2 separate regions of the Homo sapiens genome follow, and region 2 is linked to region 1. The links are chromatin contacts, found by Hi-C in ENCODE. All regions are on one chromosome and are shown on one strand. The core of a region is the stretch at or near the end of the contact, and the rest is flanking DNA. Distances in the headings are between cores, read along the strand shown. Region 1 holds the start of RPS6 (ribosomal protein S6). Region 2 overlaps LOC105375988 (a long non-coding RNA gene).

Evidence for each region. A loop is a pair of places that touch in the nucleus more often than their neighbours do. Pooled maps may share reads with other maps.
Region 2: a pooled map shows a loop between it and region 1 (2.3-fold over the local background). The contact joins the enhancer-like site here to the promoter of RPS6 in region 1. A Hi-C loop is called at or near these places in 1 of 50 pooled maps.

Annotation. Positions count from the first base shown.
Region 1 is chr9:19,377,680-19,382,432 of GRCh38, forward strand. It overlaps RPS6 (ribosomal protein S6), which reads right to left and starts at 2,557. Exons shown (of 6, transcript NM_001010.3): 1 at 2,511-2,557; 2 at 1,808-1,939; 3 at 1,029-1,239; 4 at 689-835. The coding sequence starts at 2,516. RefSeq lists an enhancer at 1,872-3,071.
Region 2 is chr9:19,491,438-19,496,190 of GRCh38, forward strand. All of the region lies in intron 4 of LOC105375988 (a long non-coding RNA gene), which reads left to right. Among named protein-coding and RNA genes, the nearest start is that of MAP1LC3BP1, 30 kb to the left of the region's middle. RefSeq lists an enhancer at 1,546-2,069. Within about 2 kb of position 1,859, at least 13 of the 41 ENCODE cell types and tissues checked have a DNase peak (open chromatin) inside an H3K27ac peak, as active enhancers do.

The DNA.
Region 1 (4,753 bases), core at 1,307-3,806:
GGTGAGTATGTTGTCTACTATATGGACAAAAGTTCTTAAAAGGTAAAGCTCCAAAATCCCTAACACCTGCTCCCTAGTATTCTGAGTAAGGTCTCTAACTTCTAATTCTCACAACTCTTAACTATTGTTATCCATATCCTACAGATGAAACAGAAGTTTAAAGCAACTTCTTTTGTAAGCCAAAAAATAATTTTGGGCTGGGTGTGGTGGCTCACGCCCATAATCCCAGCACTTTGGGAAGCCAAAGTGGGAGCATCACTTGAGCTCAAGGGTTCAAGACCAGCCTGGGCAACAGTGTGACCTCATCTCTTAAAAAATATTAATAATTTAGAACATCTGATATAAAATTACAAAGTGTGTGGTGCTAATAGTCCCAGAATTCTCAAACATGTGACTCCTAAACCAGATAGCAATGACCTTAAAGTCAGGTTATTTTTGGATAATGTATACATCAAAGATTCACAAGCAGATTTTCAACGAAATTACTGCACTCTACAAGGCACTGGATATAATAAGCAAGGATTAACACCAACTGGGTATGCTGGCCACCCCCAAATATTTTCTGTAAAAACTCCAAGTGAATAGTGCTAAGGCCTTCCAAAGGCACATATTTATCTTCTGATATGCACACAAAATGATAGACAAATTACCAAAATTAAGCAAGCCCTAATTGCATAATCCCTCCTACCTTCTTTATTTAAGGGCTTTCTTACAACATACTGGCGGACATCATCTTCTTTAGAGAGATTGAAAAGTTTGCGGATTCTGCTAGCTCTTTTGGGGCCCAGGCGGCGAGGCACTGTAGTATCAGTCAGTCCAGGAATATCCTTCTCTCCTTAGAAGAAACAGTTGAAGAGATTTTAATTCAACAACTTCCTTAAGAATCCTAAATCAGAATGTTTAATGTTGAATTGATGGTAGAGAAACAAATCCATTGGTCTGTAAGTCTGGATACTGCAAATGAATAAGCATTTGGACAACTGGCTTTAAATCAATTTCAACGAAAATTGAACACAAGTAACCCTCACCTTTTTTTACAATAACCAAGTTGAGAACGCTCAGATTTGCATCCACAATGCAACCACGAACTGATTTTCTCTTTCTTTCTCCAGTTCTCCTTGGTCTGTAACAGGAATGCCCCTTACTCAGTAGCAGGCGGACACGGCCATGGGTCAAGACACCCTGCTTCATGGGGAAACCTTGTTTGTCGTTCCCACCACTGATTCGGACCACATAACCCTGCAAGAGCATACAATGAATGACACATTTACTATTTCTATTCCAAAATTATACAGTACAGGATTGTGACCTCTGTGAACACACCTATATGAGAAAGTATAATTATGAAAACCAATTTGAACTTAAGCACGTTTTCTCTGTTCAGTGAGTTTTGTCTATATTCCCAACTTGTCAAGTTCAATTATCAAATGTCTTTCAAGTCGCATTTCTAACCGATGTTTTATTAGAGATAACAGCACTAAGAAGATAAAATATCAAACAGCAACAAACAAATCAGATACAACCCTTTTTGGCACTTTGGGGATTATGAGGACAGCTATGTGACATATTGCCAAATGCATGATGCAGGGCAAGAATTATGTTGATGTAAACTTTACGTATATTTTATGGCTTACTCTACGTCCCCCCCTCCAAGGTAATACCTCTAACTTTATAAAGTGGCATTCGGAAGCAACTTACCAAAGGTCAGAAGCCAGAACCCGGAGTCTGAACCCCATTCCAAATACCAGTTACCAATGGCGTTTACCGTCTCTGACTTAAATACCTGCAACAATTTGTCAACTTTTACCTTCCATTCTTCACCCAGAGCGTCAGCAGCAACTTCTGTGGCCATACGCTTCTCATAGAAAGTACGAAGTTTGCGTTCATCGTCCACTTCAATGAGTTTCTGGCAGCCAGTGGCTGGGAAGGAGATGTTCAGCTAAGGATTAAAAGGGGGGAAATAGTTTACGAAACTATCTATACAGGTAATTGTAGAGCCATCTACAAAGTTAATTCCACTGCAAAAAGCCTTTCATGTTGCCTCCACACAAGCAGGAAATATAAGATGCCGACTGTACTCACTAAAAGCACGTGAAAGCAGAGTAGCAGTCAAGAAGCGCCGCACTCAGCAGGACGTTTTCCCCTCAAGCCCCGCGGAATGACTCTGGGGGCGAGGGCACTCCGCAGCCGTTCACCCTCCCGAAGCAAGAAAGCCGGGGTCAAGAGCCGCACCACAGGCCTGCCGCAAACTGGGCAACACGCCGCATCCGTCCCGGCTGGGCGCGGGGACGCCACCATGGCGCTCCCGGCCCGCCGCGGCTCCAGCCGCAATCGCCTGCCATCCGTTCGGCCAAAAAGCTCCATGCCCCAGAAAGGCGAGCCTTCTCCTACTTGAGACCCTTCTCCACCTAAAGCCAGGATCCTGGAGTGCTGGAACTGAGGCAATGCCGCGTTCTGGGACTCGATTCACGTTCCCCAAACCCAGTCTAACACTCGCCACCATCACCTACCTTCATCTTGAAGCAGCTGAACGCCTCCGAGGCGCCACGGAAAAGAGGGCCAACTTCCGCTTAGCGCAGGTCACATAGGCGCTTTCAGTTCTCGCGAGATGAGCAGAAGTACGGGATAGCGGAAGTGAGCATGGGTGGGCGGTACTTCCGGGCGAGATTAATCAGGGCCTGGGAGGTAAAGTCGGTTGGGTGTGGGTCTGAGGTTGTGCCAGTGGTGGTAGTCTGGTAAGGCAAACCCGCGTGTAATTCTGAGGGCTAACCCCTTCCCTGTCTAGTCTTTTCCACGCTGCCTGGGTTTTGGAGCTGGGCGCCAGCGGAGCCCCACTTCTGTCCCAGGCACTTTGCATCTGACGGTACCAAAATAGGAGGGCAAGGCCGGGCGCGGTGGCTCACGCCTGTAATCCCAGCACTTTGGGAGGCCGAGGCGGGCGGATCATCTTAGGTCAGGAGTTCGAGACCAGCCTGGCCAACATGGCGAAACTCCGTCTCTAATAAAAATAGGTAAAATAGCCAAAAATAGGTAAAATAGCCAGGCGTGGTGGGGGGCGACTGTAGTCCCAGTTACTAGGGAGGCTGAGGCACGACAATCGCTTGAGCCCAAGAGGCGGAGGTTGCAATGAGTCCAGATCGCACCACTGCACTGCAGCCCAGGCGACAGAGAGAGACTCCGCCTCAAAAAAGTTCGAGTTCGAGACCAAGTAAACAAGAATAATTTTTACTATCTAAAACTATCACATACCATCTCCCCACTTTAGTGTCACAAAGGTTTGAGTTTAGGACTGTTTTACATTCGAAGTTGAACGATTCTACTGAATCCTCTTTGATCATCTCACATTAATTCATGGAATCTTGGTGAAATGATGCTTTTTAAAATCTGAGTACTGTGTGTCATTTTTTTGTTGAGGTGAAATTGACATAACTAGTCATTTTAAAGTGAACAATTCAGTGGCATTTAGTACATTCACAATGCTGTACAACCACCATCTCTATCGATACAGTTCCAAAACATTTTCATCATCCTAAAAGAAAACCCTGTACCCTGTTAAAGCAGTTGCTGCCCCTTCCCCATTTCGACCAGGCCTGGCAACCACCAATCTGTGTTCTGTCTCAGTGGATGTACCTACTTCATAAAAATGGAATCATACAATATTGACCTTTTGTATCTGTCTTCTAATCTTTTGAGTCGTAGCATGTATCAGTACTTCACTGCTTTTATGGCTCAATATTCTAGTGTAGATATAGACTGCAGTTTGTTTATCCATTCCTCCATAAATAGACATTTGGGTTGTTTCTGCCTTTTAACTACTGTAAATAGTTCTTCTATGTTTGAGTACTTGTTTTAAATTATTTTAGGTATATACCTAAGAGTGAAATTGCTGGGTCATATAGTAGTTCTATTCTCAACTCAGGGAGAAACTGAAACTGTATTCCAAAGCAGCTGAACCATTTTACATTCCCACCGGCAATGTATGAGGACCGCACTTTATCAAAATCATGGCCAACACTTGTTATTTTTTTAATTTTTTAAAAATTTATTGTAGGGACAGGGTCTCGCTTTGTTGCTCAAAGTGAGATCCTGTTGGTCTGGAACTCTTGGCCTCCAGCATCCTCCTGTCTCAGCCTCTGGAGTAGCTGAGACTCATTGTGGTTTTGATTTGCATTTCCCTAATGACTAATGATGTTGAGCATGTTTTAATGTGTTTGTTGGCCATTTGTATATCTTCTTTAGAGAAAAGTCTGTACAAGCTCTTAGCTCCCCCTGTTATTTTTATTGAAGTAGTGGGAGTAAATTAATGTGAGGCAAAGAGAAAGTCTAGAACTATGGGCTAGTTTTTTTTGTTTGTTTTTCCTTTTAAAAATATTTTAGGGTGGCCAAATGCAGTGGCTCACACCAGTAATCCAGACGCTTTAGGACGCTGAGATGGGAGGATCTCTTGAGGCCAGGAGTTTGAGATCAGCCTGGGCAAACATAGTGTCACCCTGTCTCATTTAAAAAAAAATTTTAATGCGTTTTTAATTGTGGGTAAAAAACATATAACACAAAATGTATCATCTTAACCATTTTGAAGTGTACACTTCTGTAATGTTAAATATATTAACATTGTTGTAAAATAGATCTCCAGAACTTTTTCATCTTGCGAAATGGGAACTTCATACTCATTAAACAACTCCTTTCCCCCTACCCACGGCTTTTGGTAACCATTCTACTTTCTGTCTCTATGATTTTCACTAAGCATCTCATA
Region 2 (4,753 bases), core at 609-3,108, 110 kb after region 1:
GATTTCGGCTCACTATAACCTCCGTCTCCCAGGCTCAAGCGATCCTCCCACCTCAGCCTCTCCAGTAGTTGGACTATGGGCATGCACCACCATGCCCAGCTAATGTAATTTTTTTTTTTTTTGGTATCTTGTAGAGATAGGTTTTCACCATGTTGCCCAGGCTGGTCTTGAACAACTGAGCTCAAGAGATCCGCCCATCTTGGCCTCCCAAAGTGCTGGGATTATAAGCATGAGACACCACACCTGGCCAATTTTTTTTTTTTTTTTTTGTTTCAAGTTTTCACAGTGTTGCCCAGGCTGGTCTCAAATCCCTGGCCTCAAGCAATTCTCTCACCTCAGTCTCCCAAACTGTTGGAATTACAGGTGTGAGCCACAGCACCTGGTCACCTGCAACATTTCAAGTGTTCAATAGTCACGAGTGGCTAGTGGCTACAGACAAAGGACATTTCTATCACAGTTCTTTTAGACAGTGCTAAGAGTGGCCCAGTAGAATTTAGAAGAAAGACATGGTCTTCTTTGTCACATGGGCCTTAGTCCTAATCTCATTTCTTCTAAGTAGTGAGATGACTTTGGGCAAGTCATTTGACTTCCCTAAGGGCTCAGTTCCTGCGTCTGTTAATGGGGTACTTCTACTTGCATAACAGGGTCCTTCTGAGAGTTCTGGCATCAGTGCTCAATTGGCAATAACCTCCTTTGTCCTGCACCTCCTGCCAAACAACCTATTTCTCTTAATCCCTAGATCACCTGTATTACTAGAAGCTCATTTTGAGCTTGAAGGTCTGGCCAGGAGCAGAGGGAATCACCTTTCCCTCAATGGTAGAGAGGGGAATTTGTGATATCCTGAGATTCTAAGATTGTGATACCTGCCCAGGCAGGGAGGGGATAGGCTTTGCTTCTTCTGCACACCTTGCCTTTATCTCAACTCATTTCTTCTCTCAGTCACTGCCTGAAATGAATGAGTGTGTTGAAATGAGTAATATTTGGAGTTTCAAATGAATAATTGTTACATAAATCATTAGTTCTCAAATTTTAGTGGACATCAGAATCACCTGGAGGGCTTGTCAAAGCACGGATTTCTGGGCTCCACCCCCAGAGTTTCAGGGTCTGCAGGTCTGATGTGGGGCCTGGGAATTTGTGTATGCATTCCCAGGTGCTGCTACTCCTGGTGGCGGTCTGCAGTGTACCTGAGTCATGGAAGCTGGAGCATTTTTATAAGCAAAGATTAAATTGTATCCTTGCTTTACACAGAGGATACCCAGCACGTTCTTGAGGGCATGAGAATTCCTTATAACATTGTTATAATTGTGATTTCATTGTCAAAATAGAAAAGATTCACCCCGATTGTGGATTATAGATTATCTTTGTTTCCTTCATTTTTTTTTTTCTTTTTACAAACCCTTGTATCAAGAAGTGCTGACTTACAATAGAGGACGGCGAGGGAGCTGCTCTGCTACATACAAAATTCCCAGCCAGAAGCAGGTGGTCTACCAGTGGTTTACCACCAGGTTCCCCACAAAACTGGCAGTGCATGAATGGCATAGATGACGGTCTCCAAGCCAACTGCAGCATGTAGATTTCAGTGCCTGCTTTTGCATTTGTATGTACAATCACATTATTACCAAGCAATTTCCAGAACTGGCAACATTTGACTTTTGACCTAGTGTTTCTCAAATTGTCTCTTCCCTTTCTGGTGATACCATGGCTGTAGCTGGACCCCTGGGCCTTCCCTATCCCTGCTCCTGTTTTGTTACTCCCAGGCTACTTGGTGGGAAAGTGAGACATTTCATTTTCAGGGCATTTTTGGTGGGTGAGCGTCGTAATCTACGATTTTGCCTGTAGAGGGCAGCAGCACCAAGAACTTCTGGCTGCATTTTCAGTGTCAAGCGTCAGCCTGGTATCTCTCTGTTCCTTCCATCCCTCTTGTCACCTTGCCCTTTTTTTCTGGAAGTCACATCTAAAAAAGATATTTGCAAAGTACCCCGGTTGCCTCGGCAACTGGTGCTCAGGAAGGCGGCCTGGGGTGTAGCAGCGGTGTTGGCTGGACGCCCACCTGCTTTCAGCGTGGCTGAGGGGACTGCCCCCACCCCACAGCCTGGCCACCTGGCAATGCCCAGTGACTGTGGGAGGTGGCTGTCTGGGAAGCCTGTTCTCGCTGCCGACTTCTGGGGCTTTGCTCGCACATATCCTCTTTTGCTTTCTTGTCCCCAAAATGCCTCTTCCCAGAAAGAATCTGAGTCAGTCTCTCGTCATTAGATTAGTTCCTGCCAAACTACGGCAGATGTCAAAGCAGCTGATAGGAAGATTATGATTCTCCCTTTCGCAACCCCAACAGAAAAAGCGGAGTAAAGAACCCGAGCGGAGAAGGTTGTCAGGCAAAGTTCCGATGAGGAGGGAAGATGGTTCTATTTTGGCAGCTCAGTAACCATATTCCCATTCCCTCTGCCCCATTCAACATGGAGATGCAGGAAGGAGTCCCCCTTAACTCCCTGTCTGAACAGCCCAGGATCTTTGGATTTAATGTTGCCTTAAAACAAGAACAGTTTCCTTTCTTTCAATAGACACCCCTTGACTTGGCCCACATGCTTGTGGATGTAATGGATTTTCTGAGGAGTATTTTTCCTGGTCTAGTGCTGTCTTTCCTGCATGAACTCACTCATACTCTCTCAGTTGCACACACGGGTTTCAATTTATCTTCTTCCTGTCAGACAGCACCTGTTCTGTCACAAGTGAGCGATAACTCCTGACAATTTCTTCTCCTGAGGCTCACAGGGAAGGAAGTTCTCTGAACCTCCTGGTTGAGGAGCCACTCTGCAGTGGTCTCAGGAGTTCATTTGGTTTGGAACCCTCCTAGTGTAACCCTACTCTTGTCCCGGAGTGAACCCTTTCTCCTTAAGGAGATGGCACAAGATCTTAGACACATCTTAGATCCAAGACCCCAGACAAAATGGCTCAGTTCAGAAAAGACTCAAGTCATCAGGATGGTAAAGTGGGCTCAGGAAGTCCTGCAGCCACCTGGGCATCCTTTGTGGGGAAGAAGTCAGCAGTGGCCCCAGGAAAAAAAACTAGATCAAATCCAGGGGGTCAGGGCAGAAGTGGCCTGGCCTTGTGTTGTGCCAAACCCCTATTAACCTCAATAGGGAAGGCACTAGGTTCAGGAGGCTGAAGAAGAGACTCAGAGCCAGCAAAGGAGACATGGTGTTTTTTTTGGAGATGGAGTCTTTCTCTGTCACCCAGGCTGGAGTGCAGTGGTGTGGTCTTGGCTCACTGCAACCTCCGCCTCCTGGGTTCAAGCGATTCTCCTGCCTCAGTCTCCCAAGTAGCTGGGATTACAGGCACGTGCCACCACACCCAGCTAATTTTTGTATTTTTAGTAGAGACAGGGTTTTACCATGCTGGCCAGGCTGGTCTTGAACTCCTGACCTCCGGTGATCCCTCCTGCCTTGGCCTCTCAAAGTACTGAGATTACAGGCATGAGCCACCATGCCCGGCCAATGTGGGGGTTTTATTAGGGGCTCACATACAGGGGAGAGAGTCCAGTGGTGGTGTGCTGGACAAGATAGCCACCTTACAAACAGTCCAGTGGCAGCAGGCTGGGCAGGAAAACCGTAACTGCTTGCAAACAGTGTGCAGTTTAAATAGCGTTTTCACCTAACACCCTCCCCTTAATGACCTCCACCTGGCAACCTTTGTTTAGCCCAAAACTCAGGGCCTCAATCCCTTGTATGGCCCGCATTCCATGGGATGGGTGGGGGGCTCGGATGTTCATCACTGATAAGGTATGAATCTCCAGGTTGGCCATGCCGGATTCCTTAGCTTGAAACACACATTCAGATGTGTCTGCCATACAGGGTCATCCTCAGGGTCTGCTTATGTTATTGCTATCAGGTGTGTTTACCCTCCACGCAGCATGTATCATGCAGCCTGTATCAGCCACAAGTGTCCAGGTGGGAGAGCAACTGGTGGGGGCGCTGTGGCAGCGGGCAGGAGGGAGGGAGGCTGACTGGTGTTGGAATGCCTGTGCCTCTCTGTTGACTGCCTTTTCCCTCCTGGGTTCTACTTCTCTGGTCTCTCACGCCAGGCATCCCCTAAGTCTTTCTTTCCCATCAGAACTTTCCTCCTTTCACACTGAGGTGCAAATGGTTGATAACAGTTGAGAGTGACAGTTCCTGAGAGCTTTCTCTGTACTACCGTTTTAAGATAATTGTTTATAATAGAAAATGTCAATCATGTAGAAACAGAATAGCATAATCGACTCCTGAGTAGCCATCATCCAGCCTCAACGATTAACTTACAGCCCACCTGGTTTCTTCCATACACCTAGATTACTTGGAAGCAAATCCAAGCCATTTCTTTTCAGTATGTGCAGAAGGCTCTCTTAAGTCCCAATGTGACCATGCCACAAGCTGGTGAATGACATCTGGTGGCAGGATAGGGTCCATGCTACTCCCTGGATTAGAACAGGTCCTCTGCAATCTGGTGCTGACATCTCTCCACTTCCCAGGAGTCCCTACATTTTCAGCTATGCTCAATGTTGTTCTCCCAAACATCACATTTAAAAAATCCACCACTTAGAACTCCTGACCTCAGGTAATCCACCTGCCTCAGCCTCCCAAAATGCTGAGATTACAGGTGTGAGCCACCGTGCTTGGCCTGGTCTTGCCCTTACTTTCAATGGCAAAAACAGCAATTACTTTTGCATCAAGCTAACACTATTTTGTCTTCCTCTGTGGACAGTGAAGTGGTTGAGAACAGG